Linked DNA regions of Homo sapiens: region 2 is linked to region 1. The links are chromatin loops, found by intact Hi-C in ENCODE. Cell type or tissue: GM12878. All regions are shown on one strand. Links, peaks and the distances in the headings refer to the core of each region. The heading gives the core; the rest is flanking DNA. Region 1 overlaps CHST11 (carbohydrate sulfotransferase 11). Region 2 overlaps CHST11 (carbohydrate sulfotransferase 11).

What was found. A loop is a pair of places that touch in the nucleus more often than their neighbours do. Peaks named below come from ENCODE experiments on the same cell type or tissue, not always from the same donor. Only the 100,000 strongest peaks of a DNase experiment are listed, where the experiment ranks them.
Region 2: a loop joins it to region 1, with 2.5 times the contacts of the local background. A loop is called at or near these places in 2 of 110 quality-filtered maps.

The regions. Positions count from the first base shown.
Region 1 is chr12:104,574,792-104,591,314 of GRCh38, reverse strand. The region is part of intron 1 of CHST11 (carbohydrate sulfotransferase 11); the gene reads right to left. Among named protein-coding and RNA genes, the nearest start is that of MIR3922, 8.6 kb to the left of the region's middle. RefSeq lists enhancers at 7,477-7,546, 8,373-8,422, 11,091-11,200. In GM12878, for the core only: no CTCF peak of the experiment used is centred there; DNase peaks (open chromatin) are centred at 7,791, 8,384 and 11,034; H3K4me3 peaks cover 1,774 bases; H3K27ac peaks cover 1,829 bases.
Region 2 is chr12:104,466,400-104,482,922 of GRCh38, reverse strand. The region is part of intron 1 of CHST11 (carbohydrate sulfotransferase 11); the gene reads right to left. Among named protein-coding and RNA genes, the nearest start is that of CHST11, 18 kb to the right of the region's middle. RefSeq lists enhancers at 4,153-4,202, 9,224-9,393, 9,350-9,489. In GM12878, for the core only: no CTCF peak of the experiment used is centred there; a DNase peak (open chromatin) is centred at 4,342; H3K4me3 peaks cover 2,402 bases; H3K27ac peaks cover 3,832 bases.

The sequences.
Region 1 (16,523 bases), core at 4,941-12,940:
GCGGCCAGAATAATCTTCTAGAAACGTAAATCAGATCATAACAGCCTTCCTGCTCCAAAGACCTGCCACCATCTTAGAACAAAATCCAAAGTCTTTCCACGGCCCAGAGGCCCCCCATGATATAGCCCCGCCTGCCTCTGCCCCTCCTCCACCATACTGGTCATCTTGCTCTTTCTCCAAAAAACCAAGCATGAGCCTCAGGGCCTTTGCACTCACTGCTCTGTCAGCCTGGAGTCCCTCTCCCAACACCAACAACTGTTCTCTTCTTTACTCTGCCCTCTGACCGCATCATCAGGTCCCCAGAGAGAGCTTCCCTGGACACACTGTCTCCCATGGCCTCACTTCCTCTCTCTCCTGTTCCTCCCATTCTTTGCTATATTCTTTTTTTTTTTTAAGACAGGGTCTCGTTCTCTCACCCAGGCTGGAGTAAAGTGGTGCGATATTGGCTCACTGCAACCCCCACCTCCCATGTTCGAGCAATTCTTGTGCCTCAGCCTCCCAAGTAGCTGGGATTACAGGCGTGTGCCACCATGTCCAGCTAATTTTTGGCATTTTTAAGTACACAGGGTTTCACCATGTTGGCCAGGCTGGTCTTGAACTCCTGGCTTCAAGTGATCTGCCCGCCTCAGTCTCCCAAAGTGCTGGGATTACAGGCATGAGCCACTGCGCCCCGCCTGCCATATGCTTCTTCAAGGCATTGATTCTCTCCTGTCTTTTTATCTTAAATGCTTTATTGGCTGTTGTCTGTTGCCACCACGAGACCCTAAGTTTCATGAGCAAAAGGACTTGGACTGTCTTGTCTATCACAATATCCTCGGTTCCTAAAAGGGGCCTAAATTCAGGGCTGAATGAATAAATGAATGAATGGAAGTGCCTTTCCCAAAAGACAGGAAACTAAACCGTTTTGAAATACAGTCACCCCAGTCCAAGGTCTTCTAAACTTTCCTGATAAGAGTCATCCGAGGTACTTATTTAAAAAACATATATTCCCAGCCCTTCTGAATCAGATTCTCCTACAAAGGGGCCTGGGAAGCTTCAAGCTTGATGAGCACCCCAGGGGATTTGTATCTTGGAAGAGTCTGGGGATGCTGGATCAGCTAGACATGAGGAACAGGTGCGCACATAGACAGCGCACGTGCAGGCCATCTGGAGAAGAGGAGGGGGAGAAACTGTGCCAGATGGGGCCAACGAGGCCAGGGGCCTGGGTGTAGGTACTTACAAGGGTCATGCGGCACCTAATAGCCAAGGGACGGGCCAGCTAGGGTGAGGCATCTTCATTTATTTATTTATTTATTTATTTAATTTTGAGACAGAGTCTCGCTTTGTTGCCCAGGCTGGAGTGCAGTGGCGCCATCTTGGCTCACTGCAGCCTCCTCCTCCCGGATTCAAGCAATTCTCCTGCCTCAGCCTCCCGAGTAGCTGGGATTACAGGCATGTGCCACCACGCCCAGCTAATTTTTGTATTTTCGTAGAGACGGGGTTTCACCATGTTGACCACGCTGGTCTTGAACTCCTGACCTCAGGTGATCCGCCTGCCTCAGCCTCCCAAAGTGCTGGGAACTTTAAGTCATCCCAGAAAAGGATTTGAGGCCAAACCGAAAAAGCATTCATTTGATTCTGTAGTCAAACCAGAACCCTTGAATAAGTTCTTCAAGGCAAGAAATAATACAACTGCAGTTTTGCTTTTTTGTTATTGTGATAAAATACACATAACATAAAATTTACCATTTTGACCACTTTCAGGTGTCCAGGTCAGTGGCATTAAGTACATTCACATTCTTGTGCAACTATCACCAACTATACATCACTTTGTACTTATTAAATAACAACTCCCCATTCCCGTCTCTCTTGTCCCTGGTAACCCCCATTCTATTTCCTGTCTCTATGAATTTGAATTTTTTTTTTTTTTTTTTTGAGACAAGATCTTGCTGTGTCACTCAGGCTGGAGTGCAGTGGTACAATCTTGGCTCACTGCAACCTCTGCCTTCCAGTCTCAAGCAATCCTCCCACCTCAACCTTCAGAGTAGCTGGGACTACAGACACAGGCCACCATCATTGACTAATTTTTGAATTTTTTTTATAGAGATGGGTTTCGCCATGTTGCCCAGGCTTGCCTTGAATTCCTGGACTCAAGCAATCCACCCACCTCGGCCTCCCAAAGTGCTGGAATTACAGATGTGAGCCACCAAACCCAGCTGAATTAGAATATTCTAAGTACTTCATACAAGTAGGATCATACAGTGTCTGTCCTTTTGTGTCTGGCTTTTTTCACTTAGCGTAATGTTTTCTAAGTCCATCCATGCTGTAGGATGTATGAGAATTTCGTTATTCTGACATATTATTATTCTGAATAATATCCCATCATACATACCACTATTCATTCATCCACTGATGGGCATTAGGGTTGCTTCCACCTTCTGGCCACCGTGACTCATGCTGCTATGAACACGGGTGTTCAGGTATCTATGCAACTCCTGGCTGCGGTTTTGCTTTTTAAGCTGTTTTGCTGGGACGTGGAGCAACACCCTGAGGCGGAGCCCAGAGGCTGCTGGTGAGCAGGTTGGCTGGTGGCCTCCAAGTTGGTGCTGTAAGGATGGCAGGTGGGCAATGGAGCATGGCTGTCATGTACAGAACTTTAGAACAGTGACCTTAGGTCAAACATCACCGGGATGGACTTCAGTCAGCTCTCACTTAACTAAGTCTTAAAGCTGTTTGTGAGCCCGAGGCAGGCAAGGAAGGAATCAAGACATAAGGAAGCCACCTGGGTGGGTCTGGTCTTTGGCGGCAAGACATTGGAATGAGCCAGTCTGTGACTCAAGTCTGGGTCATAGGCTGCAGGAACCCACTCAGAGCAGAGCTCAGTTCTGAAGAAAGCAGCTTCAGCCTTCTGAGGCTGTAACCCGAAAAGTGGCTTGAGAAGGTGACCCCAATATTGTTTGAGATGCCAAAATTGTTTTCTTAAAAACCTAGGATGATTGCAAATGAAGTGCAAAAAATGTCCAGAACTGGTAAGTACATAGACACAGAAAGTAGACCAGCAATTGCCTAAGGCCAGGGGTGGGGATGGCAAGTGACAATAAATAGACACAGAGTTTCTTTCTAGGGTGATGGAAATGTTCTAAAATTAGACTGCGGGGATGCTGTACGGCTCTATAAATATGCTAAAATTCATTGAATTCTACACTTAAAGTGGGTGAATTTTACATGTAAATAGTATTTCAATAAAACTGTTTTTAAAATAAGTATAGAGATGTTTAAGAATCAACCCATAATATTAATATTTTCAAGATTTTGGCCTCTTTGAATAGATCTACATTGCAATACAATATGAAAGACTTAATTGAACAATTTATTTGATTTGAAATTTTAAGCTGAAATCTAAGTTTATATATAATACTAGAGCATTTTAAAAAACCTAATCTCCTCCAGCCCGGGTGACAGAGTGAGACTCCATCTCAAAAAAAAAAAACAAAAAACAAAAAACAAACTTAATCTCTAACGAATTGAAGAGTCTGAAACAATAAATAAATAAATAAATAAATAAATAAATAAATAAATCTTAAGATTCACCATATTTCTAAGTTTGAGGCATTAGATTTCTATTATGTAAATACTTGAGCCGGGCAGGATGGTGAACACATGTAATCCCAGCACTTTGGAAGGCTAAGGCGGGTGGATTGCTTGAGCCCAGGTGTTCGAGACCTGCCTGGGCAACAGGACAAAACCCCATCTCTACAAAAAATACAAACACCACCAAGGTGTGGTGGTGCACGCCTGTAGTCCCAGCCACTGGGGAGGCTGAAGTGGGAGGACAGCTTGAGCCCAGGAGGTTGAGGCTGCAGTGAGCCATGATCCTGCCACTGCACTCTAGTCTGGGCAACCGCTTGAGACCCTATCTCAAAATAAATAAACAAATGAATAAATAAATGCTTGTTCATTAATTGGGCAAATGAAGTATTCAAAAATAACTGTAAATAGATGACATTTTAGATGCAATTTAAATTGTTATCAGAAGATTAAGTGTGTTAAAGGACCAAATATTAATTAAAGGCCACCCTAAATGTATCTGTTGAAGGCTTATGAATAGAAGAGTAAGATTCGAAATTTAAAGGTAGCTTCCTAGATTTGTGAGTTTAATTTTATTAGAAGCCTTTTCTGTATACCACTGTCATCACAGTGACATGAAAAAGACCTCACATTAACAGAGAAGATAACTGATAGGAATTGGCATCTTCAGGCTGGCCTAAGGGGCGGAGGGTGTGAGTGTCTGGGGTAAAGGAGAACCAGCCCCTACCCCAAACCTCAGCATAAATTGTCCCTGAAAACCCCCACAGTAGTAGAAGAACTTTATTGCTGAGAAACTTAAGACGCTGTGGAAAAAACGCAGTTCAAGGAATTGATATTGGCAGTTAACCTGGGGAAGTCCTCATAAATTACATTTTATGTTCACTTAAATAAAACAAGAGAGACAGCACTGCAACACAGATCATATTAATTACATTTTACACACTTCAAATGAGTAATTATAAGCCTTATACGTTTACTTTGCATTTATCCTTCCTTGCCTGCTGAAGAATGTTCCCCTCTCCCTGCAGTTTCCCTGGAATGCTTATACATTTATTTTGCAGTGAGGCAGAAAACATGCCGAAGTGCTTTCTTCCCTGCCTGGCGCTCCAAGTCTGATTTTACAACCTGGACACGCTGATGTCTGCCTCTGGGGTTCCCCCATGGCTTCAGAGACAGAGTAACGTAGCTGCTGGAGAAAGGAAATAGTCCAGGTAACCTTTATTTAAGCTACTCAAGCATGGCGGGGCATTAACTCCAAACCTGCCTCCTCCCCTTGAGTCCAGAAAGCTGTTTAGTTCTGCCCAGGATAATCTCACACTCACACAGTCTTCACACAGTCTGACTGTGCCCAGCAACCCCACCTCACTCAGGCAGGCATCTCGCCCAGGGCTCCAGTCCCTCCCGGCCACACAACCTTTTAAAAGCCCAAGGGATTTTCGCCCATTCTTTGTCCATCTCAAGAGCACCTGGGCAAACCCTGAGCCTACCCAGGCTTCTGCTTTCTTTCCCTTTTCTCCACTCTTGTCCTAGAAGGCAGGAACAGGTCCTGGCTATGACCATGGTACAGTGGACTGCACAGTGTCCCTCCAAAATTCATATCCACTAGGGACCTGCAACCATGGATTGCAGTGTACAATCCACTGTGACGTGCTATGACCGTGATATAGTGGATTGCACAGTGTCCCTTCCAAATACATATCCACTGGGAACCTCAGAAGGTGACCTCCGGAAATAGAGTCTTTGCAGATATAATGAGTTAAATTAAGTGAGGTCAGACTAGTGTCCTTATGAGAAGAGGAGGGGACCCACAGAGACACACACAGGGAAGAGGGCCATGGAAGACAGAGGCAGAGATTCAAGTGATGCAGCTACAGGCCAGGACATGCCTAGGATTGCTGGGAGCCACCAGAAGCCAGGAAGAGGCAAGGAGGGATTCTTCCCTAGGGCCTTCAGAGGGAACACGGCCCTGCTGACACCTTGATTTTGGACCTCTGGTCTCCCTTTAGAACCATGGGAGAACAAATTTCTGTGGTTTAAAGCCACCCAGTGTGTGGGAATTTGTCATGGCAGCCCTAGCAAACTGATACACATGGGTTCCCATCTTGTGTGTCCTTGACAATATACTCAATCTCTTGGCCTCAGTTATCTCACCTATAAAATGGGGAGAACAATTTGCCTACCTAGTAGAGTTGTTGTGGGGACTGAATAAGTTCATCCATGTCACGTGTTTCGAGCAGGGCCTGGCCCAAGGTAAGTGCTCAATAAGCCATAATTAGTTCCCATTTCTAATTGTCCACTCCCTTGTCTTTCTAATTATTTGAGAGTATCTCAAAACCCTCTTCTATTCCAACCCAAATCTCACTGTTTTAAAACATACACATTAATCAGTGGACACACAATTATTTCACAAATCAGAGAGGAGCTGTTGCACAGTTAACAGACAGAAGGCGTTGATGATGTATGCTGGAGGCCTAAGCGCTTTGGCATTGCTGAAGGTGAGTACGAGGCAAGTGCAGGAGGCTGAAGTGCGGCTGTTGAACAAGTACTGTGAGCATCTTTTCTCCAGAAGCAAAGATAGCTGGAAAGACGATCTCTCCCCCAAGGAAAGGCATGCCTGCAGTAACAGAGCTGGGGCTTCCCAGGCAGCATCCATGGACCAAAACCCCTATTTCATTTCCATATTTTTAAGAGTTAAAGAGGGGATTAGCTTTTTAATTGTTCATTCGCATTATTTTCTTCTGACATTTTTCTGGCACAAGATGCCAACAGAGAGAACACTGATTTTAAAAATCTCCCCACGTGCACTGCATTACTGGAGCCATGATGATGTTTACACCCTTCAAATCCAGCAATTTCCCTCTTGGGAAATTACACCGAGGGATTAATTCAACAGAAACTAAAAGATGGACGCGCAAAGATGTTTGCTATAGAATTTCCCTTCTAGTGGCCAAAAATTGGAAACACTCTAGGATATGAACTATCATTTATGAAATTATTCCTATAATCTTGGACCAATCAAAAAATGCTACTGTTATTAAAATAACATGAAGACATGAAAATGGAGTTTAAATTAACCACTTAAACCGCTGCTTTAAGTTAAAGCAACAGAATTCAAAATATTATGTGGGTCGGGACCTTGGTTGTGTAAACACACATACACATATAAAAGACAGCATATGAAAGTGAAAACAGGCAGGGCATGGTGGCTCACGCCTGTAATCCCAGCACTTTGGGAGGCTGAGGAAGGGGGATCAGCTGAGGTCAGGAGTTCAAGACCAGTCTGGCTAACGTGGTAAAACCCCATCTCTACTAAAAATACAAAAATTAGCCAGGCATGGTGGCATATACCCGTAGTCCCAGCTACTGGGGAGGCTGAGGCATAAGAAGCGCTTGAACCCGGGAGGCAGAGGTTGCAGTGAGCGTAGATTCTACCACTGCACTCCACCCTGGGTGACAGAGTAAGACGCTGTGAAAAAAAAAAAAAAAGAAGAAAGAGAAAGAAAACAACTTTGTTAAAATAGAGTACTTTTTACACTTTCTTTCACATTGTATAGTATTCTTCCCACTAAAAATGATGACTCAACATAATGCCAGATCCAAATCAACTCTAAGTGTTAGAGATGCTACTGAAAATCAGGCAAGTTCTAAACAAAGAGTTGGAATTTCCCCAACAAAAACCAAACAATTATCTATCTGCAGCCACTGATGTGAATATTTTTACTCAAGGGATCTTTGGACGGGGTGCGGTGGCTCACGCCTGTAATCCCAGCACTTTGGGAGGCCGAGGAGGGCGGATCACTTGAGGTCGGGAGTTTGGGACCAGCCCGGTTAACATGGTGAAACCCCATCTCTACTAAAAATACAAAAATTAGCTGGGTGTGGTGGCAGGTGCCTGTAATCCCAGCTACTCAGAAGGCTGAGGCAGGAGACTTGCTTGAACCCAGGAGGCAGAGGTTGCAGTGAGCTGAGATCTCGCCACTACACTCCAGCCTGGGCGACAGAGTGAGACTCCATCCTCAAAAAAAAGAGAGAGATCTTTGAAAACTGAGAGCACAAGGCATTTGTTTAATTTCTGCATATTTTAGGAATATAGGATGCTTAAGTATAACTTAAGTTGCTGCCATCAAGAAGTGCTGAAGGGGTAAGGGAGATAAAAGCAGGTGTCAGAATCGATCTGAAAATGAATAGGGGAGGCCCCAGACAGGGGCAGAGGGTGCACACGTGAGCTTTGGGGGAGGCTAGGCTGTGTGTCAAGTGTGGTTGTTGAAATATGGTCAGAGGGAAAAGGCCATTGGAGCTGCATCTGATGAAACACGCCCACGGTCCCCCAATCTCCCTCACTCCCTGCTTCCCTTCTTGTGAATCCAAGATGCAAAGCTGAGCCCCATTCCATAGACCCTCCAAAGATATGGAATGGGATCAGAATGATCCCAAGGAGGGGAAAAAGAATCAAAGCCACTGTAGTGGTTTCTCCCCAGGGAAATCCAGGGAAACACTCACAATTTTAAGGAGGGTTTCATCTTAAAGTAAAGATAAAAAAGTGTTATGACAAAATGGAGAGACAAGGTCCCATCTTTATCCAGAAAGTAAGAAAACCATGTACAAGATTTCTGTTGCCTTGATAAGCAGGAAGGCATGGCCCCAGTATACAACACATATGTATGTGGCCGCACTTAGATATTAAAATTCCCTCCAAGTTGGCCAGGCAGGTCTATTTGTGCAGGCAAATTAAAAAGCTGTAAGACAATAAGGTGTCTGCAAATGGTTACAGCTACAAGAGGATATGAAGCTATTTGCATGTCTGTCTCTAGGGGAAGCAGCCAGATGTGTTAGAAACAGTTCCAGTTCAGAGCTTGCGGCCACCTGTGAGCTGGGTGACTTGGGGAGAAGGAAAACAGGTACAAGCAGAAGACATTTGGAGTTCCGGCTCTATACAATGCTGAATGCCAGGCAGGCACTTCAGTGGAAGTCATTTTATATAACCCTCCCTTCCTCACTACCATCCCGAGATGTATTATTTCTATCATACAGATGAGGAAACAAGTGCAGAGAGGTTCTTGCCAACGGTACACAGTTAATAAATGACAGATCCTCTAGGATGATACAGCAGGGAAATGTTTATTATCTCTGAGTGTTCCCAACAGTGATTGGCCCCATGAGAAGGGCGTGCAGAGGGGACGTGAAATGCACAGAAAGAACTTAAACTCCAGTTGCATCCCTTAGTAAAGATAATAACATGAAAACAGGGGCCTGGGGTTTAAGTAACTCAGTAAAGGTGATGGGGCAGGGGCAACATATCTGTCTGACACATCTGGTCAAAATGCTGACATCAAAGTCTTCAAGCACAAACACACGCACACACACATGACTACCCCAACGCTGATTTCATTGCTCAGGAGCAGAGCACTGTAGCCAAGGGTAGGCTCTAAGGGTGTTAGAATTCCTGCCTCAAATCCTGGCCCCTCCACTGGCCAGCAGAGTGATCTTCTGCAAGCTTCTTAACCCCCTGCATCTCAGTTTGCTCACCAATAAGATGGAAATAATGAGAGAACCTGCCTGATAAAGTTATTAAGAGGAGGACATGAGCGGAAAGCACTGAGTGCATTGGCTGCCACAACTCTCAGGCGCACATTTCCATATTTCAATTTCTCGCAAATAAGGATGCATCCTACAACCATAGTCTTCTTAGACTGGATGAAATAAGGATAGAATGATGATGCTGACGATAATGACGTAGTGCATCCCTTACTTCCTTTCCACCTCCCTCCGTCCCATCCCCATCCCCATCTCAAAGCCCAAACTCCTGGATGGAGTGTTTGTTCTCAACTTCTCTTCCTTTTTCTTTTAGTTTGCTACAAGTTGAATGCTTTGTTTTCCAAGCCAAGACAAATCTCCTCAAATTCAAATGGCAAAGTGCCACAGCATCAAAATGCCCTGTGCCTTCTGAGGCTTGCTAAGATGCAGGGAGGCAGCTCCAGGGTAACAGGCCCTTTGAGACCACCTGTGCCCGAGCCACTCCTCACACAGCCAAGGTCACTGCCCTGGATGTCATGAACAGCTGGGGAAGTCTCTGTCAGGTTAGACAGAGGTAGTGGGTCTTCAGCAGTACCCAGAAAGACCCTCCCCACCCTCCTGCCCACCAAATAACTGCCTCAGCCCTCACTGAGGCCAGAAATCCCAGGCAGTGTTCCTTTAAATCAACGGTTTCCAGTCACTCGACAATGTTTGGCCACTACATCAAATCATAACCAGCTTTCTCAAAGTCTGAAAAACTACAAGAAGTTGTGGTTCAAATAAATAAATAGGGATAAATTTTCCTCAATTATCAAGCTTTCTCCCATAAAACTTTGTTAAACAGTTGACACAGCTGTGCTTGAATCATAAACACAGATATACATATATAAACATAGATAGTACTAATATCTCAACAAATATTAGTATGTCATGAAGACTTCCAGATATCTGCCACCTGGCCAAGCTTGAGGTTGTTCCCCCAGCAGAAGCTAATGCAAGTCAACACCCTGAAGCTAATGAAGGCCAACACCCTTGGGATCAGAGTCCAAAGTCCTCAAGGATAAGGATGCAAGAAGCATCCATTTATCAGAGGTTCTACTCAGAAAAGGCTGATGGGAGAAGTAGCTCCTGCATGTCCAAGGTCAGGAGTTCAGGGACAGAAATCAGGACAGAACAGGAGGGCCAGAAAAACACCAGAAAAGGCAGAAAAGGCACTCAGATTTTTGCCTTTCACTTTGTCCTGATCTCAATAAACATCAATATTCAAGGCTTCACTTGCTTTTCACGATGAGTGTATTGGAACTGAAAGTTCTGAGACAATTATAAGAAATATGAAAACCCAGGCTAGGTGCAGTGGCTCATGCTTTTAATCCCAGCACTTTGGGAAGCCAAGGCAGGAGGATTGCTTGAGGCCAGGAGTTCAAGACCAGCCTGGACTTGAAACCCCGTCTCTACAAAAAAAGAAAACAAGAAATATGAAAATTCCCCTTCCTTCCAACTGAAGTATGGAGCCTCAGAAGACTGAGCACCCATTTCTTGACAAAATCCTCCTGGCCCAGCTATATCCTAGAAGTAAATTACAACAAGTAGAGAGAAAAAATTGGGCTCCCAAACTTCCAGGAAGCTTTGCATGGGGCACAATCCTAGCTGTTATAGAGGTTGAAAGTTAAGTTACATATTTTTCTACCATTCTCTGATTGTGTCTGACATACTGAATATTCATTTATTTTGCCTTTAATTTATCCATAATCGACATGTCTACCATGCATGAGGGCTTAAAGCTCCACTGAAATAAATTACATCCCATGGTATTTAGAAACAGGCAGCCTAACATCTAATCTAATTGACCTAATTAACCCTTTTCTTAAATGCCCATGCTTTACTATATCAGCCAGAGCATACAGTGAACGCTTTTGGCTTTATTGTGGCTGAACAATATTAGAAACTTTAGTCAAATCCAGAACCCAATCTTTAGTTTCAATTTCCTTTCGTACTCCAGCTCAAGCCTGAAATCTTCCTTCTTGTAAACAAAAACCACAAAAGATATTCTATCCCCCATTCCCCAAATGTAGGGGGAAAGTCACAAATGATGTCTGGCTTCAATCCCCTAATGAACTAGCTGAAGGGCCTTGAAAGCAAAAAGACGACGCTTTTATTGAAAGTTCAGGCCTTTTTCTTCAAATGTCCATTAGAATAAAAGGGACTGGTAACTTAGGGATGATCTTATGTGATCATTGTCCACAGTCTTCAATTATAAGCAATGATTCTGTGTGCTCCTTGATGACCAAAGCTGGTGGAGAGTACGGTAATTAACCCAGATGATTCAGAAGCAGCAGAGGATCCAATGCATCACTTCTGGTCATCTTGATACTGCTAGACCTTAGACATTTAGCTTTTATCTCCAATTACATTTTGGCTTAAACAGTTATTCAAATTACCTTCCATCTGTGGGATACAAGCTGGTTGGGTGTAGTGGGTCTACACAATTAGAGCGGGCAACAGATTTAAAGCAGGCAATGTGTGGATGTGCCCTCCCCTGCCGGGCTGCTGAGGAATACACCCCGGGGAGAGGGGCGGCGCATCCACACATTGACAAATGAAAGTTACCCACGTTACCATGTATCATTCTCTTGAAATTACATTTGAGATAAAACAGTAAGATAGTAGCCCATTTCTGACATGGGAATGATAATAACGAATGCCTGTTTCATTGTCTGTTCCGACATGTGCTCCACACTCATCTTCAGTGTCCCTCATTTTAAAGATGAGAAATCCAAGGTCAGGGAGGTTAAGTGATGCCCCCAAGGTCACAAGATCAATCGCTGGCATCTCCACTCTATTGATGCAACAAAAATGGAGGCTGGGCAACATCAAGTGACTTGTCCAGGGACAAGAGCAAAGTGGTGGGGCAAAGACTTCAACCCAGGTAAATTGGACCCAAGTCTAGTCTTATTCCCTCTACACAACAACTGCCTCCCACATGAAGGCTAAAAAGAAAGAGCAGATATTCACTGAGCAACCACATGGTACTAGGAGCCCAGGAATGGAGGAGGGGAAACAGACCCAACCCTCGCCAAGCTTAAAGAGCAAGCAGAGCTTCTGCTCTTCTTCAAGCATCTCTCTCTCATTGCTTAAGGGTAACAAGGAAACAGGGGCATGTAACCAAGCCCTTTGATAAGTACCTGGGCACCTTCTCATGGCTTCTTCTGGTCAAAGACAGCATCAAGTTGCTTTTTGTTGCTACTTTGAGTAGGACCAGGCCCAAAATAGGCCCTCAACAAACATTTTGCATTACGTGAGTTAATTAATCCAGCTTTGAAGCTGAGACAACTGCATGTCACAAGAGCCTAACATTTTCCTAGCTTTTACCTGAGAACATGAGGGGTTTGGCTCTCACATGGCAGTCTATCTCCAATTAACACTGTTGGCTTTTCACAGCCTCCTCAAGAATTCCTATCTCTCTATCTCCAATTAACACTGTTGGCTTTTGCCTCCTCAAGAATTCCTGTCTCAGAGAGCTTGCTGAGCGCTTTCCATGGCTTACATGTGAATCACTTTTCACACTGCAAGGACAGTGACTAAATAGTATCAGACAGGACTTAGGGATTCTGGGACAGAATAAACCACGCCAGAAAGCCGATGACTCAATTCTCCACTTTTCAACTCGTGCTGTCATCCCAGAGAGACAGCCAACGGACCCAGCGCTCTCATCACAATAGAGGCAGGGGGTTCTGAAAATGCAACCAGAAAGATAAAGATCTTAGGAAAGACACTCAAACAGAAAGATCTGCTCAGAGCCAAAGATTGATTCTACCCAAATGCAGGAAAAGAAAAATGGAGAAGTCACCAAATCTATAAATGATTTTCGGAAGAATATTCAATTCAGGAAAACTTATCGTTAGGTGTATTATATTACAAGGCATCTAGTTCAACGGAACTCGGGGTTCAACGACTGGGAAGATCCGAGCAGTGGCAAGTCAATGGGTCTGGAGACCAGGAAGTCAGTGATGGGCTGAGATCCTAACCAGCGATGTGACCTCAGGTCAGAACCACCCCCTGTTGCTGGGTCTTGATATCCTCATCTATAAATAAGGGGGGATTTAGTCTATATAAGATTCCTTCCGGCTGCAAAATTCACTACTTCTGCACCTCCCAGTCCACTCCCTTCTACCGCTGTGAAGTTCACCAAAATTCCACTGGCACCGTGCTCCAGCCCTGAACAGGCTGGCTTTTGTGGACTTCCCTCAGTGCATGGTAACCACAGAAATAAACCCAAATACACCAAAAAATGTAAAGGGGTCGTGAGTGCTGTTGTACTTATGAAGTCAGCAGTGTGAAATGTATAACAAGATTGTCTACAGATCTTTTGTTGACACGTGGTAAGAAAAATCTCCTCTTCAGTATAAAAAGGCCCATTTGTTTGGTTCTCAACCAGATCGGTCTTGAGTCAGCGGCATTTGAAACTGGAGCCCCAGTCATAACTGTGGGCTGCCCTTACCCGACACACACATAGGAGGAAAATTTGGATTTTTCACAGATATCCTCTATTCTGCCATGGGAGCCTAGGAAAGCAGGGGAAGTTGCCCTTGGCATTGACCAGACAATGAACTCATCATCCTGCTTCACCCAGAAATAGAAATGAAGTGTTAAACGTAGCTCACTAGTGTCTGCCTCAGCATTACAGACTGAAGTTAAGTTGCCTAAGAAAGTACAGAGTGGGAATGCTTACTTAATCCATGATAATGTAGCCTACCACCCCGATAATCCCACCACCCCACTGTCATCTGAAAGCACTTATTAAGCACCTAGTGTGTACACAGCCCTTCTTTCCTGGAGTGTTCCAAAAAGAGCTCTCAAGTTTGGGCTGCATGAACACAACGTGAATGTACTTCATGCCACTGAACTGTACACTAAAAATGGTTAAAATGGTAAATTTTATGTTATGTGTATTTTACCATTTTCTTAAATACCAAAAAAAAAAAAAAAAAAAAAAAAAAAATGAAGGGCTGCAGCCCTCAGATACACGAATCATACCGGTGCAAAACAGAAACACTCTGTCAGGCAGATATTTCCAGCACGTCCCCAAAGTGTCTGGGGCTGCTGATAATAACCTTTGCCCTGGCCCTGAGTGACCATGGTCTTTTGTTGAAGCACCCCACCTGGAGCCTTAGACTGAACCCACAGTCATTTCCACCCCTCTGGAGTCTTAGTACCGAGGTCCAGGGATTCTCCAATATGAATGTTCCTGGCACCCTCACCCCTGCAATGCCACCACCCTGAATGTCTTCCTCAGAGCACTGTCCCCACCCGACATGGCCTCATCCCTGTCCCCAGTTCCTCCTCCATCCCTTAATGGCAACATGAATGTTGGAGGAACGTGAATGTCCCTCAGCGCAGCCTGGAGTGGTGTCAATGCAGATTCCTAGGCCCCCAAAATCCAGATCCGGATTCAATAGGCCTATCTCGAGGCCCAGAAATCTGCCCTTTTAAACACATTCCAGGTGATTTTTAAGGATTTGGGAATGATTTAAAGGCCCTGGCTAAATGGAAGTGGGTGGTTGACCAAATGCAGCCTTCTCCTGGGCTTTGGAAATGACCAGAGACTGCAGCCATGGGAGGTGCTCCCAGCTCTTGCTCTCCAGTTCAGAGCTCTTCTCTGAAGAACTTCTCTGAAGAGTCCGTTGCTCTTTTCCAAGTTCTGTGAGGCCCCTGACCAAGTCCTTGAACAAGTAACAGGCTCATATATATGGTTCTGCCACCTTTCCCTTTCTAGTGGACGGTCACCCGGAACCAGAACTCCCAGATTCCAGGCCCAGCCCTCCACCACACATTTTGCATCACTGCACCTCAGTCTTCCCCTCTGCAAAATGGGCCTGCTAATACCTGCCCTGGCTTCCGCTAGGCCCACTGTGTCAGGGATTCCAGCCCCTGTTCTTCCAAGCGTGTGACCTTGGGCTCCTTAGGTTTCACCTCTCTGGGTCTCAGCTTCCACATCTTGAAAGCAGGAATAAACACAGTACTTAGTTCATAGAGTTCCTGGGAGGACACAGTAGGCTAAGGCAAGAAAAGCTCTCCTGCCACTGAGAAGCACAGTGAATACTTAACGTGAACCACCATCACGCCTGTGAGTAAGTTGACATGGATATACTGTACTTGGGAGGGAACAGGCATAAGAGAGAACAGTTCTCACACTTCTATTTTAGAGACCAAAGCTCATGCACACATGCCACCCACCCACCCGAGGGCCATGGTTTGTAATCACAGGGTGGGTGGCATTCGTGCATGAGCTTTGGTTTCTAACAATAGAAGACAAGAATGAATTTTGAAGAAGCTAACCCTTTTATTTACAATGTTGAGTTCCTCTACTCCCCAGGCAGAGACCAAGGAATACCCCGATAAGCAATTTCTGAGCACTGCCGAAGTAGGAAAGGGCAGGACGGGCCCTTCTGACGAAGCAGTGGCCTCCAAACCTGTTGCCTGCAGAACAGCCTCCTTCAGAAGAGGACCACTCTGTGGCTCGGCATCCTTTACCCTGACAGCTGGCTCATGCAGGCCAGGCTGCAACCTGCACTCCACCCAACCCCACAGAACAGCACCTGCTGGCCACTCAGCAGCTCACTCAGAACACACCCAGGAAACTTCCTTCAAACGGACAGATGTTCCTGCTCCCAGGCCTTTCTTTGCCTATCAGTTGTCTAAGTTAAGACCCCCTTCACCCGGATTATCACAGAGGACTCGCAGAGGCCTTCCTGGCACCCTCATCCCTGCAATGCCACTACCTTTCATGTCTTCCTCAGAGCACTGTCCCCACCTGACATGGCCTCATCCCTGTCCCCAGTTCCTCCTGCATCCCTTAATGGCAAGCTCCTGGGGCCTTTTCTGTTCATAGCAAGAACACTGTCTGGCACACAGCAGACACTCAGAAAATACTTGTTTACTGGATTGTGTATCCTGTTTAGGGCAAACACAAAGCCCCGTCACCCTGGGATCATCCCAGTTTATGCCTGTGGGCCTGTGGTCCTACACTCTTTTTTTTTTTTTGAGACAGGATCTCACTCTGTAACTCAGGCTGGGGTGCAGTGGCACAGTCTCGGCTCACTGCAACCTCTGCCTCCTGGGTTCAAGTAATTCTTGTGCCTCAGCCTCCTGAGTAGCTGGAATTGCAGGTGCATGCCACCACGCCGGCTCATTTCTTTGTATTTTCAGTAAAGATGGGGTTTCATCATGTTGGCCAGGCTGGTCTTGAACTAGTGAACTCAAATGATTCACCTGCCTTGGCCTCCCAAAGACCTGGGATTACAGGCATGAGTCACCACGCCCGGCCTCTACAGTCATTTTTAATAGTTCCTTTTTCTTTCTTTTTTTCTTTTTTTTTAATTATACTTTAAGTTTTAGGGTACATGTGCACAATGTACAGGTTTGTTACATAGGCATACATGTGC
Region 2 (16,523 bases), core at 456-8,455, 100 kb after region 1:
AGAACCACCATCTGTTCCAAAAAGTAAGCAGAGACTTCAGACGTGAAGCCACTAAAAGACAGAAGAAGTGGGGACATTTTTAAGACATTAAAGTCTTAAGTGGGGGGATGCACAGACTCTGGAGTGAGTTGGGACCGAGTTGAAATCTGCAACCTTGGGTAAGTGGAATGAGTTCTCTGAGCTGCTGTCTTTGTCCAGGTAACATGTACCTTATGAGGCCGTTGTGAGAATTTGAGGCAATGTGTGTGAAGCTCCGGGCACACACTAGGTCCTCCATAATTGTCAGCTCTTATTACAACAACTCCTACCTTGCTCAAAGGACCAAAATCTTGTCTCATCGATCTAAGCAAGCAGAACCACGTTGGAGTTCTGTGAGCCTTTCCTCTGTGGGAAAAGCCAAAATGACACTGAGGGTGGGGAAAGGGAAGGGAGGCAGTGGCCACATGGTCTAGGAAAGTGGTGAGCCCACTTGCCTAAAAAATAAAGCCATGTGGATGTAAAGGATGTGCCTAAACTTAAAAGAAGTAAACACCAGCTGCCCATTTGACATGGCCTCCTTTCATTTTTGCGGGGGGGGGCTCCCTGTTTGATGTGGCTCTGGGGCCCAGCAGCCCCAGGTGGCAGAGCAGCCTCCACTGGCTCGTAAATACCCAGGGTTACCCCAGATGACACACCGTCTTCAGCAAAGAGAAGGGATGGGGGAAGGCGAAAGGAAGGCAGAAGGTAGTGAGGAATAGGAAAAAAAAAAAGAGCCATACATTCTTTATATCAGCAACAATCTATCCAAAAATAAAATCAAGAAAACAATCCTGGGGAGGCTGAGGTGGGTGGATCGCTTGAGGTCAGGAGTTTGAAACCAGCCTGGCCAACATGGTGAAACCCTGTCTCTACTAAAAAATATATATATATACAATAAAATTAGCCAGGCATTGTGGCGGGTTCCTGTAATCCCAGCTACTCGGGAGGCTGAGGCAGGAGAATTGCTTGAACATGGGAGGTGGAGGCTGCAGTGAGCCAAGATCATACCATTGCACTCCAGCCTGGGCAACAAGAACAAAACTCCAAAAAAAAAAAATGCAAGAGAAAGGAAGGAAAAGAGGGACGGAGGGAGGGAGAGAGGAAGGAAGGAAGGAAGGAAGGAAAGAAGGAAGGAAACAGTCCTATTTACAATAACATCAAAAAGATATTCTTTTTTCAAGTCATAGACGAGTAAATACTCTGTTCACTTGGATGAGACATTTAGGTATCAGAAACCCCAAAGCCCTCTCCAAAAATGCCTTCCCTTTCTTAGCCAATCTTTGCCATATCTGATATCGTTGCCCCCCATCGACGCGTGAGAGAATCCATGACCGCTCCCTACAGAAGGAAGCCACCAGCTGGAACAGTGGGCTCAGGTGACTGCACCCAGGTTTGGTTTTTGAAACCATTTCTTTCAGTGGCTTAAAAAGCTGGGCCAAATTCTAAAAATTGTAAAGTATGACAGTAGATTACTTTTTTTAAGTGATAACTTATTCCAGCGCACCCAACTGGGAAGGCCAATACGAGGAAGCAACATTAAACGGGACCTGAAGGAAAAGCACGCCAAGCACAGGGAACGGCAAGTGCAAAATTCGTGACGTGGCAAGAGTGTGGTGCTCATAAGGCACTGAAAGAAGGCAGAGTGGCGCAAGTCCAGCTGGGCAGGGGAACAAGGAAGTGGGACCAGGCAGGCCTCAGTGAGGCGGGACCTTGAAGTCAGGCTAAGGATTTGGGTTTCTCTTCTGGGTGCAATGAGAAGTCATGAAAGGCTGTACCTTTGCAGTGTTACAGCAGAGCAGAAAGGCAGCTCTCTTCCCATTTCATAGCTGGAAAGTACGGCACAGAGAGGTTAAGTGACCTCTGCTGAGTCACATCCCGGCACAGGGGTGAAGCTAAGAAGCCACATCCCCTGACTCCAACTGGAAAGAATCCCTACTGGGTCAAGGCAAGAAATGTGTTCCTTCAGACTGCAGTATTTTCCCAGGACTGCTATAACAAAGTGCCACAAACTTGGTGGCTTAATACAATAGAAATGTATTCCTTCATGGTTCTGGAGACCACAAGTCCAAAATCAAGATGTTGGCAGGCCCATCCATGCCCTCTCTGAGGCCTCTAGAGAAGGATCCTTTCTTGTTTCTTCCAGCTTCTGGTGGCTCCTGGCATTCCTTGGCTCATGGCAGCATCAATCCAGTCTCTGCCTCCATTATCACACGGTCTTATGTGTGTTTCTGTGTCTCTTCTCCTCTTATAATAAGGACGCTAGTCATATTGGATTAAGGGCACACTGTCCTCTAATATGACTTCATCTTTTTTTTTTTTTTTTTTTTGAGATGGAATCTTGCTCTGTAGCCCAGGCTGGGGTGCAGTGGCACGATCTCAGCTCACTGCAACCTCCGCCTCCCAGGTTTAAGCAATTCTCCTGCCTCAGCCTCCTGAGTAGCTGGGATTACAGGCACCCGCCACCATGCCCAGCTAATTTTTTGTATTTTTTAGTAGAGACGGGGTTTCACCATCTTGGCCAGGCTGGTCTCAAACTCCTGACCTCGTGATCCACCCACCTCAGCCTCCCAAAGTGCTGGGATTACAGGTGGGAGCCACTGCACCTGGTTGACTTCATCTTAACTAACTATATTTGCAATGCCCCTATTTCCAAGTCAAGTCACATTCTGAGGTTCCAGGAAGAACATGAATTTGGAGGGGGGGGCGGGGACACTATCAACTCAGTGCACTGACTAAGCAGATGTTTATGAAAGATAGGCCTGAATTCAACAGGGGCTCAGAGCACTGACCAACTAAAGTATAGAACCTTTTGCAGCAGAACTCCTGGTTGACCCCCAATATCCATTCTCTGTCTTCCTTTAGAATAAAGAAAACACAAGTTTAGCACATGACCACACGGAATGAAGACTACCTTTCCCAGCCTCCCCCACAGACATAAATGGCTGGAGCTAAGTGAGATTTAAGCAAAAGTGATGGATCCAAGGGGAATGCCCTCCGCTGGACCTCTCTCCCTCTTCCCACTGGCAGGAAGGCAGACATGGTGGTGAGCCATCTTCAACAAGTGGCATGCATACATGAGAAAAATATGTCCTGTGGCTTCTTCAAGCCATAGGAACACATTTGTCTTCTAGCAACAGGAGGTAAACAGAATCAAAAGTTCATGCGGCCATTTTCAGTCCAAATAGGTTTTCCTAGTGGCAAAAAACTTCCTAGCATACTACCTACTACCTAAGAGTGCAAGACTTTTTAAAATCTAATTATATATTTTTTACCTCTTGCCTCTCTTGGTTGTTATTCATCAGAAAAACAAGATCTGATGCCTGTCTTGGATAAGAGCATCTCCAGTTTTCTTTCTCTCACTCCCAACCTTACTCTCAAACTGGGCATGTGATCCCGGCCACACCAATGAGATTTGCTCACTCAACAGATTTTTACTGAACACTTGCTGTAGGACAGGCACCGTTCTAGGAGCTGGGGATGACAGTAAACAAAATATAAAAATCCCTGCCCTTAAGAACTTTACATTCCAGAACTTTTGTGGAAACTGCTGGAAAAAAGAAGTACTCTCTCTTTCTACTGGGACTGCTGAAAGGCTAGGATGGAGGCTGGAACCGCAGGCAGCCATCTTGCCACCATGAGGAGACAGACACAGCATGAACAATCACATGCTAGGGTGCTTGGTCTCTGCCACACTGAGTTTGGCTCAGTTCCCTGAGCCAAAAAAAAGGGGGGGCCCTTTTTTTTTGCTTAAACCAATTTGAGTTGGGTTGGGAAAGGAAGGAGTTGCATCCAATTTCTACCAATACGTTAAGAGTCCCTCAGAAAGATATCTGAGGCAAGTTTGGAAATGCCAAGTAAAGACAGGTGACTCTTTTGAAAACGGCTTTTCCTTGGACATGCCTTGGACATGCACTGTTTAAAGGCTCCTTCCATGTTGTCATTTCCAGTTTTAAAAACCTCCTTTTCAATAACCCCCTAGAATGAAGGCACCAGTTCACTGCCTCTCCCACTATGTGTTAAGAACCAAACCATGTCATCTCATCCCCCAAATGACCAGAGACTAGATGGTTCCAGTCACCTCCTGAAGCTCTTGAAATTGCCTGCCACTGCTGCTGATGGCCACAGGGAACACCACCTTTATTTCCCAAAAGGCTAAATCCCACCGGTTTTCCTCAAGGTAGTGACTGGGCCCCAACATTTCTGATAATTGCTTTCCTTCCCAGGCAAGCACCTCCATGCTCTGGGGCCCCGTGAATACTCAGCTGTTAACAGGAACAGCCTGAACTAGACTTACAGATAACCGAAGCTAACTGACCACATCCTACTTAACAGGAAACCTAATAGACAGCTATTTTAGACTTATTCTCACTTCCCCTCATCCGCTTCCATCTCGGCACTCTGCTGCTGGGAAGTCAGGGTGTACATAAAAGAGACTATGGGGAAGGGGTCAGTGGAGACTCCAGAATTCAGATATAAAAAGGCTTAGGGACGTGGACCTGGTGGAAGAGAGGTGCTGGCACTGCATTCACGTGGCAAACATCACATTTTTACTTACAGTGTATTTTGGGGTCTCTGGTATGGGCTAGTGGAAATCATTTTTTTAATGTTTAAGAAAAGAAAATAATAAAATTAAAATATACCCAGGCCTTCCTTCTGGAGATATAAGTAACAGAAATACTACACAGGAAGCTCCATCTGCCGTGTGTGTTTGTGTGTGTGTGTGTAACGATCAGCAATGTCTTTCACTTTTGCAAGAAGAAAGATACAGTTTGAGTTATGGGTTTGCTTTGGTTTTTCTCTCCCTGTCTCCCACCCCCACTTCCTGTTAGGGGGGTTGCTTCCCAAACTTGAGAGCCCCATCAACACACAGCTCCCTGGAGAGGCTTCATTCTCAGGGTGCTGCCAGCCATCACCCTTCTTAGAGTCATAGGAGACATGTGAAGAGCTCTTAGACCTTCTCACTAAATGAACTTCCTCATAACTGAATTCCTTTCTCCAATCAGTTGAGGACAATTGAGTGCACAATGCCTCCTAGAGCTATCATTGTGTCTTTCCAACTGCAGAGCAATTGTTCATTTTCCTTTCAGCTCAAGGATCGTTCCTTGTCTTAGTCCATTTGGACTGCTATATCAAAATATCCTGCACTAGGTGGCTTGTAAACTACAGAAATTTATTGCTCAAACAGTTCTGGAGGCTGGAAAGTCCAAGATCGAGGCACTGGCAGATTTGGTGTCTGGAAAGGTCCCACTTCCTGGTTCTCACTGTGTCCTCCCATGGCACAAGAGGTGAGGGTCTCTCTGGGGTCTCTTTTATAAGGGCACTAATCCCATTCATGAGGGCTCCCTCATGACCTAATCACGTCCCAAAGACCACCACCTTCTAAGAGCCTCATATTGGGGATTAGGTTTCAACACATGAATTAGGGAGAGACGCAGCATTCAGACAATAGGGTTTCTCCATATGTTTTTCCTCCTAAATCACAAAAAGAAATTTTTCTCGCAGATGCCAGCCCACGCTTTGCAGAGAGAAGTTCTTATTAGAGCACTTTGAGTCAGATGAGCCAGGGCATCCGAGCTCCACCAACTACTAGCTGGGTTACTTTAAGTTAATTACAAAACTTCTCTGAGTCCCACCTAAAAATGAGGATGAGGCCAGTTCTCCTCGCCAGGCTGTGGAGAAGACTAAATGATTTAACACCTGTAATGGGTACCTAGTGAGTAGCAGTGAAAATGTATCTTTTCATTGAATTTGAATCCTAAGGATGATCTATTATAGGACTCTTGGACAGGCACTGAGGGTATGGAGGTGGCTTTACAGCAAGCTACTTGTCCATTCATGAATCCCCCTATCCCTGGAAGCCCATTAATAAGATACTTTGTGACATCTGAAGAAAGTTCTGTTCTCTTCCCAGATCAAGTGAAACCTCTCCTTACCTTCCTTGGCTCATTCATTCAGACATGCAAGCATGTATGCAACAAACATTTATTTTATTACAAGTCTGTCATACGCCAGGGACTGGGGACACAGTTTGTGGCCTCCAGAAGCCTATAATCTAGTATGGACCAAAAACTCAATGCAAGCATGAATGTTGAGATAGAGGAAGGCTCCATCAGGAATCTGGATGACAGCTTAATCAAAGGAGCTGGGATATAGTAAGATGGACATATTCACACACTGCTGGTTGGAGCATCAATAGATACAATCTTCTAGAAAATAATTTGGTTACACTTATCAAGAGCCTTCAAAGGTTTATAACCTCTGAATTGCCCCTCTGAAATTTTATCTGAAAGGGACATTAAGAAACTCAGACAAAAGTTTAGTTTACAAAAAAAACGGCATTTTTTTAAAAGGGAAAATCTTTCTCAAAAATATTCAACAAAGGAGAATGGCAAAATGAAAATACATCCATCTGATGGAATATTACAGTGTTGTCAGAGAAAACTGAATGACATGAGAAAATGCCCATGATTCGGTGCTACATGGAAAAAGCAAAATACACTGTAAGCCTGACGATTTCATCTTTGTAAATATATATACACACATATATTACATATCTTACATATATGTGTATATATTATATGTGTGTATAACATATGTATATATTATTCACATATGTGTATATACTACATGTGTACATATTACATATATTACATATATGTGTAACATATGCTATTACATATAACATATATGTAATATTGTTTTTGCATGTGTTTATTATAATTTTTATAATTATAATTCTATTTATTTATATATTTATTATAATATATAATATATTATATTATATATTATTATTTATATTTATATATAATTATAATTTATACATATATAACTACATATATGTAATTATATATTACAAGTATTACATATATGTATATATTATAATATATTTATTTATAAATGTATACATTTATAATAATATATGAGGGATAACTTTTTAAAATATATCTTTGTAAATATATATAATATAAGGGACCCGCTTCTAAAAAAAAGTCATATATATATATATGGGACCTACTTTCAAAAAAATTCATCCCTAATCCCTGCCACCCAGGAAAAATCTCTTGACCTTCTGGTCTATTTTTCCATGGATATATACATATAAATACATATATATATGCATATATATGGCAGGGATTGGGGTAACTTTTTTTGGAAGTAAGTTCCTTTTTTCAAAATTCTCTATAATACACTTGAATTAATTTCATAATCAGAAATATATATATATATATATATATATATATATATAATGCTGCTTTACTCTGAGGCATCATAGGGCAGGGGAGGGAGATGATGGTGAAGGAGCCAGTGGGGCCACCAACCTTGCCCCTTGATAAATTTTATGCCAAGAACGTGAGCTCTATTAAGATAGGGATCATTGTCTGTTTTGTCCCCTGCTGTTTCCCTAGCACAGGAACAGTCCTGGCACAAACAGTAGCCATTCAACAAATGCTTGTTAAATAACTGAACAAATGACCAGAGCCCAGCTCAAATGTTCCTTCCTCTGTCAAGTTCCCTGACCTCCCCTAAACTAATTACTCTTTTTTTTTTCCTAGCCACCCACAGCCATTATTATAAAGCATTACAGCTAACAATTATGGGTCTGTCACCACTTGCTAAATTGCAAGTTATTTGTAGGCAGGAACTAAGTCTTATTTAGATTTGTCTCTTTGCTCAGATAAATATTTGGTCAATAAATGTTTGAGTGCTGGATGGAGGGGTGGAGAGATGTCAGACAGTTCATACTGCATGAACAGTAATTATTCATTTTAATTATGATTTAACCCTCATGTAAATGTGTATTGATTTTGAGAACTGCTAATAGCATCAGATCTGAGTTGGGAAGAGACCTTAGAAATAGTCTAAATAGTCTAAGTAGTCAACTGCAAAATTGTTGGTTTTAGCCCTGAAATACTTAATTCTAACAAAATTTTACTCAGAACCCAAAAATATGAAACAGATAAGCAAGGAGCCACTCTGATGGGGGTGGGGTTTACTGGGACCCCCTACCGCCGTCCAAGGACCTTCCCCCATGCTTCGGCTTAGAGGAGTAGTTTGAAAACTGCCAACATCTACATTGTTAGTAACACATGTGGGGTCCCCAAAGGGGGCAGAAGAACTGGGACAAGAACCCAAGATCCCTGATGCCCCACCCAATGCCCACCCAATGCCCTTTCTACTTTGTTGGAGTTTTATAACAGATCGAACACTCAGCAATGACCTCTGTGTTCCTAATCCATTCCTTGTTTATTTCCCATGAAAATAAAAAAGGAATGTTGCTGTGACTTTCCAATGACAACATCCTGCACATCCCTCAAATCTCATTTGCAGGAAGGCACTTACTATCAGCCCTGGATTTATTTTTAAAAATCTCATTTTGCTTTTACAGGCACAGGAAACAAAGTCAGCATAAGCCTTGAAAGAATTCTCTGCAGAGTCCCAAGAAAGAGCCCTGAGCTGCTCCCCTCCTGAATGCAATGGATTATCCTAAAGTGAGCAAGGCCACTATTCCGAGTTAATATTTTTAAGCACATAATTGTCGTTCGGATGATGGCTCACACTCTCCCAAAGAAAGCTGTTTTATTACAATTAACTAAAAGATTGCCTGTTCAGTTTCTGATCTCAAACCTGCACTTCCATTTTTGAATAGCAAAATTATACAGAAAACCCTATATATAATGAAACCTTCGCTCTTAAAGGATTTCACTAATTCTTCCAATTGCAAAATAATCCCCATTCCAATACCTTTGCATAGGCTTCCAATAATAAGTACTACCTCAATTAGACCTTCCAATCTCTAATCCCTAAATCTTTATAAGTTTGCAAGTGTAAATCCAGAAACCCTTTTAGCTTGCCTGTCCACATGCCCCCTTTAAAACACGCTGCATATCTGTGATTACATTATATTAGTTTCTTTTTCAATTAAGCCTTTGGAAGAGTTCTCCCTGTCGTGGTTGTAGTGGTCGCGGTGGTGGTGGTGGTGGTGGTGGTGATGATGGTGATGTTTTAACGGAAAATAAAGGGGATCAAAGGTGGTGAGATGCCCCTATGAGAAAACCAGCTCTCAATTATTCATCGACAGGCGTCAAGTGCTACAGTCTAGCAGAGAAAATACAGGCAGCCCTCAGCTTTGTACCAAGCACAATGGCCCCCAGAAGTGACTGTGAAAGCCACAGAGAGATGCCTTTTTACATTGTGTATGAGCTCTACAATAGCCCCATGCCCTCTCCCACAGCCCAGGAAGGGGAGCCTAAAAAAAGAGGCAGTCTTTTGATTTAAAGAGGACACAGGGCGGCATCTTTCAGGGGTACAATGCACTCAGACCCCACACACAGTGAACTTGGGTCTCGCTTCCAGGAGGAAGCAGCAGACTTTGTTCTCCATCCTTCACTGCTCATCTCTAGGGCAGCCCAACAGCTGCAGCCTGACCCGGATACACCCATGAGCTCCCACTGAAGCAAGAAACTCTCTTCCCTGCGACTATTTACACACTTTCCCTTTCTCCTGCCACTGCTTCCAGAGCCCTCTGAGGGTGAAGCTAGGGCACCATTAGCAACTGAGAGACTGAAATTTAACCTCCATGGCCTATAATTTTGGCCCGAGCAATGCAAAACAGAGGAGTTTCAAATCCCACTACAGAGTGCCTTTAAGCTCTTTCTTACTTTGCACTTTAGTCGTTCATGAATAATCTTACCTCCCATTAAATGATGATAATAGAAACGATTTCCAAATGGCCCCGAGTTCATTTTGAGAAAGTGAGTTTGAAACTACTGCCTTTCTAATGAAACAAGAGAGTTTAAATTCAGCTTAAATTTCATCATCTGAAAAACAGGAGACACTAAACCTTCTGTGGCTCCCTGGTACCAAGAATAAAACTCAAACTTTAGAGCATTCAGAGCCATCCAGGTTCACCTCTCCACCCCTGGGCTCCCGTATTCCCAGACATCACTCTCCTCACTGCCCCACTCCCTGCTCTGGCAGGCGTCCTCACCTGGAATGTCTTTCCTCTCCCTTCCCAGATTCCGCCAGCAAATTTCTACTCATCCTTCAGAGCCCGGTGCCAACCTCAACTTTCCCTGGAAGGTTTCCTTCCACCACCACCACCACAACCACCACCATCACCACCACCACCAAAATCAATCACCCTCCTCTCCCTTTCCTTCACAGTTTGTCTCTCTTTGTAACAGCAATCGCATCTGGCCCCATAAGACAGTGAAGTATGTGTGTTTACATCCACCCTAATAGAATGAATGTTCCTTGGGCCAGACTTTGCAGCTAAACGTTGGTATTAGAACCATTTGAAACAAAATTTAAGCAATTCCCTAAATCCTTCTGAGTCTCCATTGCCTCATCTGTAGAATGGAGCTAGTAACAGTTGCTCTTGCTACATGGCAGACTGTGTCAAGATCTCAATAGCACAATCAAGCTTCAGATAGCGACTGATTAACTAGAAGACTCTGAAGATACCTTAGAGGCCTGAAATGACTTTAGAGGGGTGTGTGTGTGTGTGTGTGTGTATAAAACTTTGCAGCCAATATCTTGTATTTAACATGTTGAGCCTTAAGATAATCAATATTATTCCCAAAGGGTATAGCTAAAACCCAGGAAAGACAACATCCCCTTAAGAAAATGGAAGGGGCGGGCGCAATGGCTCACGCCTGTACTCCCAGTACTTCAGGAGGCTGAGGCAAGATCCCTTGAGCCCAGGCATTTGAGACCAGCCTGGGCAACATAACTAGACCCTGTCTCTACAAAAAAAAAAAAAAGAAAAAAAAAATCAAAAATTAGCTAAGTGTGATGGTGCACACCTGTAGTCCCAGCTACTTGGGAGGCTGAGGAGAATTCCTTGAGCCCAGGAGGTCAAAGTTGCAGTGAACTATGATCATGCCACTGCATTCCAGCCTGGGTGACAGAGCAAGATTCTGTCACCATAAATTTTTTTTTTAAATTAGGGTGAGGGGAGACCAAAAAAAGCCCTAGTTCAATGTAGAAAAGGTTCTCTAACACTTTAGAGCTACACTATACATTACAGTAGCCCTAGTCACGTATGGCTAGTAAGCATTTGAAATGCAGCTAGCCTGAATTTAGATGTCCTGTAAAAATACACATTGGATTTCTGGAGACTTAGTACCAAAAATATGTAAAATATTGCAGTGAGTTTTAATATTGAGTACCTGTTGCAATATTTCAGGTATTAATCTCACCTGTTTCTTTTCACTTTTTTCAATGTAAAAATGGCTACCGGAAGATTTAGTTCTGTGTGCAGCAGCAGTGTATTTCCACTGGACAGTGTTGCTCTACAGAAGTCTTGTCTCAGACCCTCCCGTTGCAAACCAAATTAGCAGATCCCTTTCTGGGACACATTTAATTACCTTTGTGGTTACAGTGATGCAATTCCTACAACTTTGACAGTTGTTCACTTTTTGGCTGTTCACATTTAGCCATGGTATAAAAGGGGTTGTTCTTGGCTCTCTTAAGTGACAGCTCACCATAGAATCAAAATGAAAATCAAATCAGCATTGAAAATTCCATACCCGCTATCCCAAAAAGGGGGATTTTCTTCTTAGTGACCAATTACCATCAGTGTATTCCTTCTTTTAGCAAATAGTTACTGAGTGACCATTATGTACCAGGCTCTATTGGAGATGTTGGGATATTGTGCTAAACAAGACATGGCCCCTTCCCTGAAGGAGTCAATGTATCAGAATGAGTAATATTAGAGATGTACACACACAAAGTACCACAGGGATGACAGGAAGGACATCTATCCCCTCATTCTGACCAAGAGGGGATGGATGGTAACACAAGAGGTAATACATGAACTAGACTTCGACCCAAGGTCACATCCAAGTTGAAGAAAGACATGAGCGTCATCTAAACACAGATGATACCCCAGGCCCCAAGAGAGGATGAGCTCACCAGGGATAGCGTGTAGGGTAAGAAGAGAAGGGGCTATCATTGAATGTCCCACTTACAGAGTTTACAGCTGAGCTTAAGGCCTTTATGAAATAATTACTTCTTGACCTAATTATCTGAAACCAAGAACATGGAGATGGGCATACTAGTGAGGTGAAGAGTACAGTGTTTGCTGTCAGTTAGACCTGAGCCAGGATCCTGTTCCAGCTTTCCGATTAGGCAGGCTCCTTCACCTCTCTAAGCCTCAGTTTCCTCACCTGTATAATGGGATTGGTAAATGTGCATCTCACAAGGTTGTGGTGGGGATTAAATAGGATGGATAATCCAAATACAGCAGCTGACATACTGTTTGATACAGAGCAAGTATTTGGTAAGTGGTCATTGTTGTTACTGGTTTTTTTCATAAAGCATCAGAAAAATGTTGAATCAAATAAGGGTTTGATATGGTTTGACTGTGTCCCCATCCAAATCTCACCTTGAATTGCAATAATCCCCATGTGTCAAGGGCAGGACCAAGTGGAGTTAGTTGGATCATGGGGGTGGTTTCCCCCATGCTGTTCTCATGATAGTGAGTGAGTCTCATGAGATCTGATGGCTTTATCAGTGTCTGGTATTTCCCCTGCTTGCACACATTCTCTCTCCTGCTGCCCTGTGAAGAGGTGCCTTCTGCCATGATTTTAAGTTTCCTGAGGCCTCCCCAGCCATGCAGAACTGTGAGTCAATTAAACCTCTTTCCTTTATAAATTACCCAGTCTGAGGTATTTCTTCACAGCAGCATAAGAACAGACTAATACAGGGTTTCCCGACTATTGATATTTTGAGCTGGCCTATTCTTTGTTGTGGGGAAGTCTATCCTATCCATTGTAGGATGTTTAACAGCATCCCTGGCCTCCACTCACTAAATGCCAGTAGCACACCTTCCCCAGTTAATGACAACCCAAAATGTCTCCAGACATTGCCACCTGTCCCCTATGGGGGAAGAAGGAGGTCCCAAACCAGTTGCAAACAAATAGTCTAAATCAATGATTAGGTGGAATGGAAAGAGGTCTGGGTGCTTAAAAAGATAGAAACTTTTTCAACTTGTAAAGAAATGTGAGCCCTGACAAATATGCTCCCCTTCCTCTATGATAACTCTGCAGCCTAACAGGGACTATTTCAAATGTGAGCCTGGCCTCAGGTTGAAGAATGCCGGGCCTAGCCCAGATCAGGGTTATGGAGTCTTTGAACTAAATTTCAGCACCTGGTCTGGTGAAGAAGGGAGGAAATGGGTCTGTGCCCCAGCTACAAATGCCAGCCACAGAGCAAGCTCCATGACACCTGCAGTTAAGCAGTGGGAAGGACTGACCCCTATACAGGAAGAGCCCTTAAAGTCCTCCTCAGCACAGAACAAGCCCAATGTGGAGACATAGGGCCAATTGATGCTGTCCTGTGCAATGAGCCATGCTAACCCACCCAACAACTGCTCACATACAGGCTGCCATGCTACCACTGTTATTTTTCTGAAATGACTGCTTTTCATCCTCCTCGGAGTTCAGCTTCAGAAATGGCATTGACCAGTGCCTGTTATTTCCCAAGTGTCACTAGTTAAAGCTAATGGGAACCTGAGGAGTAATTAAGTGCATAATTGGGAGGAAATGCTGCGGTCACTGCATTCAGCAAAAAAACACAAGGCTGATTTCTGACCAAATATAAACTCTGCTTTGCAAATTGCTACACAGTTTTGGCCTTGGCAGCGGGTATGCCTGTTAGTACGGCAGACAGAGGGTGAGCACATACAGAGAGAAGATATTCACAGGAGCCTCACACTTATAGAAGTCAGATCCTTTCAGTAAATCTTACAGTGTAGGACGCACATGTTAAAAGGATAAAAACTTGCTCAGGTTTCAAACAGAATTAAATAGAACAGCATCTTGTTGACATGGAGATTCACATCCTTGAACGAGGAACCACACAGGTAATTTATCATAACAACAACATGTTTATACTGCTTTTACATTCATTTTTTCTTTTCTTAAAATTTAATTTTATTTAATTTTAAGTTCCAGGATACATGTGCAGGACATGCAGTTTTGTTACATAGGTTTACATCCATTCCCAATGCATTTTCACATCTAACTTCTCATTTAATCTTTACCACCGCCACCCATAAAAGAGGTAACATTACTACCTTCACTTGGCAAATGAGGGGACCAAATCTCTTGTCTGCGACTTTCACTCAGTCACTCATTCAATCAATTATTAAGCCCCTACACTTGCCAGGCACTTGCCCAAGTCATGGGATGCAGCCAAGTACTACGCCAGATGCTGTTTACACATAGAGTTTTGAGCTGTTTCTCAAGGAGGGGCATTGGTGGCATTTGGGCAGAATGATTCTTTGATGGGCAGAAAGGTCCCACCCTTCGCAGAATGTCTATCACTAAACTGCAATCATTCTCGCCAATCTTTAGGGTGGATGGGAAGAGTAATGCCCAAATGAGAGCCCTCCCAGATGTTCAGAGCAGCGGATATGAAGTCATACAGCCGGGTTTGGTTTTTATTCCATCCATTCCTCTCCTGGGGACCTTAGACAAGTGATAATGCTCTATGCTTCAGTTTCCCCCCTTGTAAAATGGTGGTAATTATAGCGTATACATTATACGAGTCCCATGGGGGAGTAATCTATATTCAATGCCTGACCCAAGTTGGCCTTCGGTAAATAATATCCAATAAATATCTTTACTATTTCATTGGTTCATCTCCCATCTACCCTCATCTCCTTCAATCTTTAAAGCGACCTTTGCAGAGAGAACTTCCCTGACAATCCTATTTAAAATTTCAATCCCCCCACCACTGCCACTTCACATCCCCCTTCCTTGCTTCCCCGCCTCCCGTAGCATTTGTCACCTTCCAACATACTCTATAATTTAATATCCATTTGTTATTGTGTCTCCCCCACTATGATGTATGTTCCATGAGGACATGGATTTTCACCTGTTTGATTCTACACCTAGAACAGAGCTTAACTCTTAGTAAGCATTTAACAAAAATATCTTGAATGATGTCAAATGGATATAGGGAACAGCCAAATCCTAAAAGCTGGTGTCCAGACTCCAAATTCTGTGCTCTTTTCACTATAATGAGTGACCTTATGCAATGATATTAAAGGTAAAATATGACAACCGTTAAGAAATGTTAAGTGTCCTGTTACAACACTACCTTAGAGGGGCCTCTGTGGTTTCCCTCTTCTGAGATTCTTCGAAGTTAACAGTTTCTAACAGAAACCCAGCCACCAGCTTCTTTCACTTGAGTTGCCTTTGTGAGTTTCTTCTCCCAAGGCATTTAAGATAACGATTCAAGCCAGAGAATGATAAGGACTGAAACACTTCCATTACCAGGTTTCTTTGTCTCTATCCATATCTACATGAGACAGAACCCAAGTCCTGGTGATGCTGGAAATATCAGCCCTCCCCATACAGCTTATCTAAAGCCAAACTAAGCCTCCACCACCGCTAGAACTGGCACCAGGTTAACACTGTACTTTTACCCAGAGTTGACAATGGCAGGTTTGACAATAACCAATGACATTCAAGGCAGGTCTAGTCCTGGAGTTCCAAAATCCTAGTGGACACTGTGCCACAAAAGGGGTCCGGGAAGGAAACATCAGACTTCCCATTTTTTGTTCATCTAGACACCAGACCTTCCATTTTCAGTTAACCTAAAAAAATTTTAACTATATCAAGAATACAAATGGCCACAAACAACTCCATCTAACCTGTCATATCAAATTACATGTCAGTTATGAAACTCAGGCAGGTATCCTCAACCACAAAATGAACTGGAGTGACCACCTCAATAATTCCACCATTCTCAGCATATTTCAATGAATAACCATTTACAACTGAATCATAAGTAAATTTACAGATTATATTATCTACTTTTAACTATCCTATTCCTCACAAAATAGAACTGAGGCCTAAAGAGATCCCAGCCAAGAAACCACAACTTGAAGATAATTGTCACAATCCAGGCACACAAGAAAATGGCATTCCTCCCTCTTGAGTACTAGCTCTCCATTGTATCTTTGTGGACAACATTACAAGGTCAAAAGGATGAAAGAATCAGAATTGATAAAGAGTCAGCCAACGGAATTATCCAACAGATAACGACATAGGGGTTTGCAGTCACTAGTCAGAAAGGATCCTATCCTAGATATGTAGATAATGGTAGTAATATGCAGAAATTATTTATAAACAAAATATATTGAGGGATGGCTGCTCAAATATGTTTTACCAATAGGGTGTGGTGAGTATTGTGATTATTTGCTCATCGTTCATTCTACCCTCCTTCTAGAAAGCTTTCTAGCCTGCAGAGGCTGGTAATTGAAAAGCTGTATTTCCCAGGCTTCTTTGAAGCTAAGGTTCTAGATGTGAATTTGGCTCTCCCAAATAGAAGCACTCACTTGAGATTTAGAAAGCAGATGTGGGGCAGAGAGGCCATCTTCTTGCCTTTGGGGCTGTTTGGCCGCTGGCAAGCATGGAGATGGGGTCACGAGGGTTTTTTGCAACAGCATTATAGGGTCCACTCTCCGGCTTTGCCATCAATTTGTTCTTGAA